Regions from separate parts of the Mus musculus genome. Here region 1 is linked to region 2. A link is a contact called in ENCODE POLR2A ChIA-PET data. All regions are on one chromosome and are shown on one strand. The core of a region is the stretch at or near the end of the contact, and the rest is flanking DNA. Distances in the headings are between cores, read along the strand shown.

Region 1 (4,930 bases), core at 948-3,447, 83 kb after region 2:
ATTTTCCTGTATTTCTGAAATTATCCTCATTCACTTTCTTCTAATATATTTTTACAGTACTGGGAATTGAACCAAAGACTTCATACATTTTAAATGAATACTCTTACCTTGTACTAACAAACACCTGAGCCGGGCAGTGGTGGTGCCCACCTTTAATCTCAGCATTTGGGAGGCAGAGGCAGGTGGATTTCTGAGTTTGAGACCAGCCTGGTCTACAGAGTGAGTTCCAGGACAGACAAGACTACACGAGAAACCCTGTCTTAAAAAAAAAGAAAAAGGGCTGGCGAGATGGCTCAGCTGTTAAGAGCACTGACCACTCTTCCAAAGGTCCCGAGTTCAAATCCCAGCAACCACATGGTGGCTCACAACCACTCGTAATGAGATCTGACACCCTCTTCTGGTGTGTCTAAAGACAGCTAAAGTGCACTTATGTATAATAATAAATAAATCTTCGGGCTGGAGTGAGCAGGGACTGAGCAAACGGAGTTGACTGGAGCAAGCTGGCTGACCGTAGCGAATGGGGTTGACCGGAGCGAGCAGCGGTCCTAAATACAATTCCCAACAACCACATGAAGACGCAAAACCATCTGTACAGCTATAGTGTACTCATATGCATAAAAATGAATAAATAAATCTTTTTAAAACAAAGAAAAGAAAAAACAAACAAAAGAAACCACCTGAATTCCAGAGCCCCTCCTCCAACACAAAATAAAAACCAAAGAAAATTTAGAGGCTGAAAATAAGCTCAAATGCAGATTAGCAACATAGCTTTATTTTCTTCAGCAACAAACATTGAAGCACCAGACCAAATGGCTCCTAAGTGCCTGAGGACCAAATCAGGAAAAAAATATTAGGCCCCCACATTTATGTAGTAGTTACTATTTCTAGAATCTTTTCCCTAGGGAAAATTGTATTGCTTAGGAGGAGACGGAGATAAGGTCAGACATGGGTCCCCAGCCAGGCTTAACAGGAAACTGGGGGCCCAAAGAGCTGTATGGTGTTCACCACTAGGGAAAGCTGGTCAAGAAAGTTGATGATGGAAAGTCGGAGGAGGCGAGAATCTTCCGCGATCCAGCGTCTAAGAGTGAGGAAAAGAACATCAAATTCAAACTGGTAGTTTCTACCCTTATTTCTTTCCTTTTATTTATTTTTTTTTTTTTGGAAATAGATAGAAAATCTCTCACTATGTAGCCATGGTTGGCTTAGGGATTGCTATGTGGATCTGGCTGGCCTGGAACTCACAGTAATCAGACCATCTGCCTTTCTCTTGGCTCCTACCCTTTCTTCATCTGTCAGGCATCCACTGTACTGCAGGTAGAGACTAGACTGGTCCAGTGCATCATGCCTTTCCTTAAAAATCACTCTAGTGTGATGATGTCTCTGAGGAAGTGCAGCCTAGGGTGGAGGATGGCCCAGACACCTACCCAGCATCCTAGACTCTTTCAACACTTACACCTCCAGCATGCAGCCGCTCACTTTAAGCTCCTTCCCTACCAGTCCTCGATGTGGTTCGACATCTGGAACTAGGGACCCACAGGCGATTTCTGCCTCCAAAGAGGTCGGGAAAGGCACGAAGAGGGAGCTGGTAGAGACTCAGGAAAGGCACCATCTTGAATCAACTTTGCCTCCTTACCCCTCTAAAATCATCGCATCTGGTCTAAGCTCCCCAGGCTATATCTTCCACATTGCTTGGGCCATTCCTGCTCATTTCCCTCCACCCTGCTGCCCCTCCTCTGTTGTCAAGGAACTTTTCATGCCCAGGCCATACCCCAATCAGCGGGTCCCTCTGCTTCCCTCCTCCCTGCTTTTTTTTCTTTTCTTTTCTTTCTTTTTTTACCCTCCTCCAGACTACCCGCTTCCCTGTTTCAAGCATCCCGCAGATATGTCCATGTCCGGTAGGATACAATCTGTGATGTCGGGTTCCAGGCCTTTGGGTTAAAGGCACCATGCTTTTGCTGGAATTTCGGGAGGCTTCCAGTGCTCTTGCAACAGGGTGAGCTCCACTGGGAATAACTGCCTTTGTGCCTGCATTACCAGGACAACAGCGGCTAGTCTGACCATCGGCGCCATCTGCAGTGTGGCTTAAACCTGTGTGTGCTGTCTGCATGTCTGCTGCTGTTCCTCCTTTCAACCCACCTTCGCGTTACCAGCCCGCCGCCTCTGCCATTGCTGCGGCCCAGAACCCGCCTTATCCTCCGGAAGCTCCGCCCCTCGCACAGGCTGCCATTCCACACGCGCCTGCGCGAACGGGGAAGGTGGTGGGGCCGGGGAGGGGCGAGGGGCGGGGGGGGGGGAGGGAGGCGGGGCGGGGAGGAGCGGTGGGGGGGGGGGGTGGGGGTGGGCAGGAGGACTCTCCAGGGATTTATAGGTTGATCTGGTCAGCTTCTGCCTCCAAAGTGCATCACCATGCCAAGTTGTCCCTACAGTTTCCTAAAAGGGACCTAAGGTGATATTTTCTAAAAAACAAAACCACAACAAAAACCAAAACACTATCAAACCAAAAAACTGTCAAGTGGCCTGGTGTGGTGATGCCTGAAGAAATCTTAGCATTTAGGACCATGGTTCTCAATCTGTGGGTTGACCCAAGTTGGGGTCACATATCAGATATCCTGCATATCAGATATTTACATTACAACTCATAACAGTAACAAAATTACAGTTATGAGGTAGCAATGAAAATAATTTTATGGTTGGGGTCACCATAACATGAGGAACATATTAAAGGGTTGCAGCATTAGGAAGGTTGAGAACCACTGATTTAGGAGGTGGGAATAGTTCTTTGCTTAAGTTGGAGGTCAGCCTGATCTACATAACCACTTCTAGGCTATCCAGACTTACATATTTATATCATCTCAAAAGCAGTCACAAAACAGAAAACCCCATCAACAAACAAATGAAGTGAAATGAGATTTTGAGTATCAGCAAGCAAGAGGTTTCTTTATTTTTCCAGATAAGTTCTCTTAGCCAGGGTTACATGCCTTTAATCCCGACACTTTGGAGGCAGAGCAGGTGGCTGTGAAGTTGAAGTCAACCTGGTCTTCATAGTGAGTTCTAGGACAGCTATATAGTGAGGCCCTGTTGAGGGTGGTGGTAGAGGGATCGGGAAAGGAAGGAGAGAGGGGGGACAGAGAGGACAGAGAGGAGAAAGAGGAGAGAGAGACTCTATGTAGGTCTGGCTGTCCTGGAAGTTGTTCTGTAGACCAGGCTGGCCTCAAACTCAGAGATCTTCCTGCCTTTGTCTTCTGAGTGCCAGGATTAAAACACAACCCTCACCCCAGCTAAATGTATTTATTTTTATTGTATGTGTTTGAGTGTTTTCCCTGTTTGTATATAAGTGCACCTACTGTGTGCAGGTCCTGGTATCTATGTGAATCCTGTAACTGGAGTTGTGGGTGGTTATAAACTGTCATGTGGGTGCTGGGAACTGAATCCAGGTCCTTTGCAAGAGCAGCAAGTTTTAATTACTGAAGCAGCTCCAGCTCCTCTCCTTGAACACCTTCAAAAGCCCTGAGATTTTCTTTTACAACTGTCTACAGCTTATCCTCCACAAAATCATTCCTAATTTCATTTTTAAAAATATGTCTTACTTATTCCTTGACAATTTCATACATGTATACTATGTATTTTGATCCTACCTATCCTCCAACTCACCTTTTTCACTTTGTCAGATTTGTTTGTTTGTTTGAGACAGGGTTTCTCACTCTGTAGACCAGGCTGGTCTTGAACTCAGGAATCCACCTGCCTCTGCCTCCCAAGTGCTGAGATTAAAGGTGTGGGCCACCACTGCCCAGCTTCAAAATTCTTATATAGATCATATGCATGCTTAAAATTCTGTAAATTGGAGCTGGAGAGATGGCTCAGCTTTTAAGAGTGCTGGCTGTTCTTGCAGAGGACCTGGGTTCCATTCTCACTACCCACCTAGCAGCTCACAAGAAATGGTTCAAGGGGGACCTGATGTCCTCTTCTGGCTTCCATGGGCACCAGTAACATGTCTGATGCACAGAGACACATAAAGGACAAACACCTATGCATATAAAAATAGAATAATTACATTTTTATTTTTAAAACTCTAAAAATAAGAATGGTGGCTGTGGGTTCGACAGCACTCATTAGGTATAGCACTTATATGACATTTCAAGGTCCTGGTTTCATTCCCAAAGTCTCTGCAGTAGTTTATAAGATCGTTGTATAATGTGGCTCAATGACTTCTTGGTCAGGGAAGAAATAAAAACAGAAATTAAAGACTGTCTAGAATTCAATGAAAATGAAGGCACAACATACACAAACTTATTGGTCACTATGAAAACAGTGCTAAGAAGAAATTTCACAGCACTAAATGCCTTCATAAAGAAATTAGAGAGTTCTCATACTAGCAAATTAATAGTATACCTGAAATCTCTAGAACAAAAAGAAGCAAGCACACTCAAAAGGAGTGGGTGGCAAGAAATAATAAAATTGAGGGGTGAAGAAGAAAAGAAACAAAGAGAACAGTACAAAGAATCAATGAAATAAGCTGGGTGTGGTGGCGCACGCCTTTAATCCCAGCACTTGGGAGGCAGAGGCAGGCAGATTTCTGAGTTCAAGGCCAGCCTGGTCTACAGAGTGAGTTCCAGGACAGCCAGGGCTACACAGAGAGACCCTGTCTCAAAAAACAAAAAACAAAAACAAACAAACAAAAGAATCAATGAAATAAAGAGTTGGTTCTTTGAGAAAATCAACAAGATAGACAAACCCTTATCCAAACTAAAAGACACAGAGACAATACCCAAATTAACAAAATCAGAAACAAAAGAGAGGCATAACAGACACCCAGGGAATCCAAAGAATCATGAGGACATACTTTAAAAACCTGTACTTCATCAAATTGAAAAATCTAAAAGCAATGGATAATTTCCTCAATAGGTATCACTTACCCAAATTAAATCAAGAT
Region 2 (5,108 bases), core at 996-3,495:
CCCTGACCCTGGTTCTCTGAGACCATCCCAGACAGGAGAAGCCTGGGTACTTGCTATCACCTTATTCTCTACCTTCTAATCAAAGTATGGGAAAAGTAGCTCTGGAAGACAAAACAACACTGAGTGTGTGTGTGTGTGTGTGTGTGTGTGTGTGTGTGTGTGTGTGTACTGAGCCTGGCTGTATCTCAAAGAGCTGAAGGACACTCTGCCCTGTACACTGGCTGAAAGCATATCTCATGTAGTACAAACATCCTCATACAGGGAAGGCCTGGGAGACTGTGCTCCTGGGGATCAAGACTTACAAAGCAGGGCCATGCAGTTTCAAACATTTATACACATAAAGTAAATACATGTAAGGGCTGAAGAGATGGGTTAGCTGTAAGAGAACTAGTTCTTGCAGAGGATCTGAGATTGATTCCTAGTACCCACAGGGAGGCTCACAACTGTCAGTAACTCCGGTTCTAGGGGATCTGACACCCTCTTCTGGCTTCTGCCAGCTTCAGAAATGTATGCTGTACACTTGCATGCTTGCATGCAAAACACTCATACGAATATAAATGCATGGCTGGCTGTGGTGGCACAGGTCTTAGATCTGCACACATAGGTATGTGGATCTCTGTTTGCTGAAGGCCATCCTGATCTACATAAGTGAGTTTCAGGTCACCGGGGCTGACACACTCAGATCCTGTCTGAAGAAATAAATGTTTAATTGAAAAGGTGGTCAAAGCCGGGCGTGGTGGCACACACCTTTAATCCCAGCACTTGGGAGGCAGAGGCAGTCGGATTTCTGAGTTCCAGGCCAGCCTGGTCTACAGAGTTCCAGGACAGTCAAGACTACACAGAGAAACCCTTTCTCAACAAACAAACAAACAAAATGAAGAAAAATGTGGTACATTTGCAAAATGGAGAAACCCTGTCTTGAAAAACCAAAAAGAAAGATAAGAAAAGGTGGTCAAAATATATAGACTATTCTCATTTATCTCTCTCCAGCTAAAGAAACAGCCACCTCCACAACTGCACAAATACCAATCAGGTGGAGAGGACTGGCAGGACAGAACTGTTTTCAGAGGATAGATATCAATTTGTGAAGCCTCCAGGAACTGGATAAGTGTCACAGGGAAGCTATTTGGCAGAAGCAATCTAGTAGCTCTGGTTTGTGGCTGGGAATCTTAAATGTGCTGGAACAAGCTGGGCACATGTAACCAGGGAGCGGCACCATGGGATGTTGGGAGGGAAGGCCCTTGGTCCCTATACTTTTGTTCCTATCATGTCTCCCTAAGTGACACAAGAGGCACAAATTCATAGAGTCTGAGTGACTGATGATGCTCAGACACGTGCTCCTAGATCAGAACAGTGTTCCCGTTCTGGTGCCTCCCTAGATTGTAACCTTATATGGGAGAGTAGTTAGTGGTTAGCTGCCAATCCTTCTAGACACACCCAGATGTACATTTTGAATTCTTCATAGTGAAAAGAAGAGGTGTGCTACACCTAGTTTTTCTCTCGGAATCTGGGGCAAAGGAACTCCGACTCTCCTACTAGGGCGTGGCCCACAGCACCGCGACCCTCCTGGGGCTAGTAGGAAGTAATGATATCGCCATCGTCTTTGCCCAGTCTCCAGTCTCCCTAAGAACACGTCTTTTCCTGAGAATTAGAGTGGGGCGGGCCCAACTAGCGAGGAGGACAGTGAGCGCCTAACGGAGATTTTTTTCCTCTAAGGGAGATTTTAATTGGTCTCCTGAAAGCAATCAAGCACCTATCATGGTGCTCTTTGTTGGCTCTTAGACGTCAGCTTTGTGGGTGGGTCTCCAACCTCCCGGGTGACAAAGGAACTTCGGAGTCCCTACCATGGAACGTTCGCGCCATTTCCTGTAGCCTTGAGGAAGGCCTGAACCAGCACTCTAGAGCCCTGTAAGCAAAGGAACACCTCCGTGACGGTCCAGTTCCACTGAGAAAGACTCCCCTTTTCAAGTCTTAGAATATTGGCAATCATACGTAATAGCAAAACCTGTCAATGGCTCTCCGCCCAATATGGCCAGGCGGAAGCTGGTTTCTCTTGCCTATGTGTCGAAATCCCATTCGCCAGCATGCAGTTCCCTATTCCGGTATCCAGTCACCAATAAGCTCTGTGCTTCGTTCGGTCCCGCCTGGTACACATGCGCAGAGCAGCGCTGCATCTATGATCTTAGCGTCTGATAGAGCGTCGACACCACCCCCTGGCTGTAACTCTATGGTTGTTACAGTGGAAGATAGGCCGCCTATATAAGGCGTGAGCAGGCGTGGGAGCGTCTCTTTTCCTCTGGCGCGGTGAGTGAGTTCGGTCACGGTTTTTTACGATGGTCTCGTAATTTTTCTTTGGGATTTTTTTTACACTTATTCTGTGTCTGTATTCTTTGACTGTTTCATTACAGCCACCGACGATCCTATTGTCATCATGGGCCGCCGCCCCGCCCGGTGGTGAGTGCTGAACCCATGCAATCTTCCTACTGTGAAAACTGAGGGAAAAATGCATTTCTTTCGAAAGACTTTTTTTTTATGGGTGGACTCTCTGCCACTTAGAGACCCTGAAGTAAAGACTGACTTCGGGTTTTCTTTAATACTTTACTGGGACCTTTATTTTGAGGCTGTGGGTGGCGTTACCCAATACTAAAGCGCTTGGGTAGAACTAGCATGTCCGTGTGCATCCAATCCTCTGCGTCGCAAATGAGCCTTTTTACAACGCCTACCAGGCCTTCTTGGTCACTTTTGCGTCCGTCTTTTATTTCCGGCCTTGAGCTTTGTGGTTTTTAACAGGACACCAAGGGCTGACCAGTCCGTAGGCGCCGCCTAAACGCGTGTCCTGAAGAGGACGCCATATTCTCTTAACGTGGCTAAGGCGGGTCTTCTGTCACATGCTAGGAAAATTGTGATATCTCACCCAACTCTGGTTAGAGGGTGATGCTAGTGCATGATTCTTTTTCTGTTTTATAATTTGTGTAATTGTTTAACAACAAGTTGCCTTAGAATCAGTTACCCTGAATGGAAACTGGATTCAGAGCTGGTTTAGTCCTGTTGTCACCATTAATCACACCTGAGTTTCCTTCCTTCTATAGTTACCGGTATTGTAAGAACAAGCCATACCCAAAGTCTCGTTTCTGCCGTGGTGTCCCTGGTAAGTAGTGACAAACTTCGAACTGGATCGGTGTTTGTCTATTCCCCACTTCTCGAGAACTTTAAACCACGTGTTTTTCAGATGCTAAGATCCGAATCTTTGATTTGGGACGGAAGAAAGCAAAAGTTGATGAATTCCCACTTTGTGGCCATATGGTGTCAGATGAATATGAGCAACTCTCTTCTGAAGGTGAGACAGCTCCCATTTGTTAATTGGCTCTTTTTTTTTTTTTTTTTGGTTTTTCGAGACGGTTTCTCTGTAGCCTTGGCTGTCCTGGAACTCACTTTGTAGACCAGGCTGGCCTCAAACTCAGAAATCCACCTCCCAAGTGCTGGGATTAAAGGCATGGACCACCATGCCCGGTGTGTTAATTGGCATTTCTTGTGTACTTGTGGATTATATATTATAATTTATTCAATGTCCTGACACCCTGTTTCACTGCTGTTATTTCCCCATTCAGCACTGGAGGCTGCCCGTATTTGTGCCAACAAATACATGGTAAAGAGTTGTGGCAAGGATGGCTTTCATATCCGAGTGAGGCTCCACCCTTTCCATGTCATCCGTATCAACAAGATGTTGTCCTGTGCTGGGGCTGACAGGTAAGCTGGTGTTTTATTTGGTTTTGAGACAGGGTTTCTCTGTATCCCTGGCTGTCCGGGAACTTAATGTACACCAGGCATATCTGAGATCTGCCTGCCTCTGCCTCCCAAGTGATTAAAAACCACCACTGTCCAGCAGTATTTTTAGGGATTTCTTTGATTTTTTGTGCAGCTAATTAAGCCGACCAAGTCCCCTTTTCCCATGGGGACTTTGGTGTGCAATGGTTGCAAACAGCAGCCTCCTTGGTAGTGTATGTAGCCTATTATCTATATGGGCTGCCTCAAGGGACCTTGGAGACAATTTTCTGGCAGTTGGTAATCAGGCCTCTGATCACAATGTTGTCCCTGATCTAGGCTCCAGACAGGGATGCGTGGTGCCTTTGGGAAGCCCCAGGGCACAGTGGCCAGGGTTCACATTGGCCAGGTCATCATGTCCATCCGAACCAAGTTGCAGAACAAGGAACATGTGATTGAGGCTCTGCGAAGAGCCAAGTTCAAGTTCCCTGGCCGCCAGAAGGTAGGTAGTGGTATTTAAGTTCTTCTGTTTTCTTGCTCTGGTCCTCCTTGCTGAGTTTGTTATTTTCTATTTCCTTCTAGATCCACATCTCAAAGAAGTGGGGCTTCACCAAGTTTAATGCAGATGAATTTGAAGACATGGTTGCTGAGAAGCGGCTCATTCCTGATGGCTGTGGTGTCAAATATATCCCCAATCGTGGTCCTCTGGACAAGTGGAGAGCCCTGCATTCCTGAAGGCTTCAATAGTTCTCCTATACCCTACCAAATCGTTCAATAATAAAATCTCGCATCAAGTTCGCTTATGTTTTTGTTTCTGATTCTTAAATACCATGAGGTTTTAAATTTGGTCAATTGGGACAGCTTATTGAATTAAGCATACATGCAAAAGGTTAAAATGATTTTATTGAATATTTTAAACCTGACAACACTGGCAGAGCCATGTAGTATAGTGCATGGAGAAGCAAGATTACTTAGACCTAAGGTTTTTCCAGTATGAGCTCATTTGTATCAGTTGCAGAAATCTTAGGTATGATCTGAGCCCATTTCTACTGGAGCTTTGTTCCTAACTACCTCAGGTGAAGTCCTGTCTACCCAACAGGATTCAAGCCCAAGGCACTTGTTGCTGAGTTATACTCCCAGCCCTAGCTTTCTCAGAATAGCAAGCAGCTATTTAAAAAAGCTGTCATTGACTTTCACATCTGAGACTACCAGTGCCCTGGTCAAGTCAATGGCTATCTAGTCCAGCTGAGATGGCAGGAGTGACAGCAGTAGAGCGGCTAAGTAGTGGGGTGGGATACTCAGTGGAGTGGCCTGGCTCAGTTCCACTTCTACAGGATAATGGTCAC

What was found. ChIA-PET counts read pairs that join two places held with the same protein, here RNA polymerase II (POLR2A).
Region 1: POLR2A ChIA-PET joins it to region 2 with 26 read pairs in Patski. The contact joins the promoter of Lage3 here to the promoter of Rpl10 in region 2. POLR2A ChIA-PET finds 5 or more read pairs at or near these places in 4 of 5 experiments (Patski and embryonic stem cell).

What each region holds. Positions count from the first base shown.
Region 1 is chrX:74,351,421-74,356,350 of GRCm38, forward strand. It overlaps Lage3 (L antigen family, member 3), which reads right to left and starts at 2,198. Exons shown (of 3, transcript NM_025410.2): 1 at 1,905-2,198; 2 at 1,454-1,582; 3 at 742-1,078. The coding sequence starts at 2,107. The coding sequence ends at 964.
Region 2 is chrX:74,268,571-74,273,678 of GRCm38, forward strand. It overlaps Rpl10 (ribosomal protein L10), which reads left to right and starts at 2,246. Exons shown (of 7, transcript NM_052835.3): 1 at 2,246-2,304; 2 at 2,409-2,454; 3 at 3,090-3,148; 4 at 3,230-3,337; 5 at 3,609-3,747; 6 at 4,102-4,264; 7 at 4,345-4,565. The coding sequence starts at 2,432. The coding sequence ends at 4,497. It overlaps Dnase1l1 (deoxyribonuclease 1-like 1), which reads right to left. Exons shown (of 8, transcript NM_027109.3): 8 at 4,647-5,108. The coding sequence ends at 4,999. Snora70 (small nucleolar RNA, H/ACA box 70) reads left to right here and starts at 3,922; the gene lies at 3,922-4,050.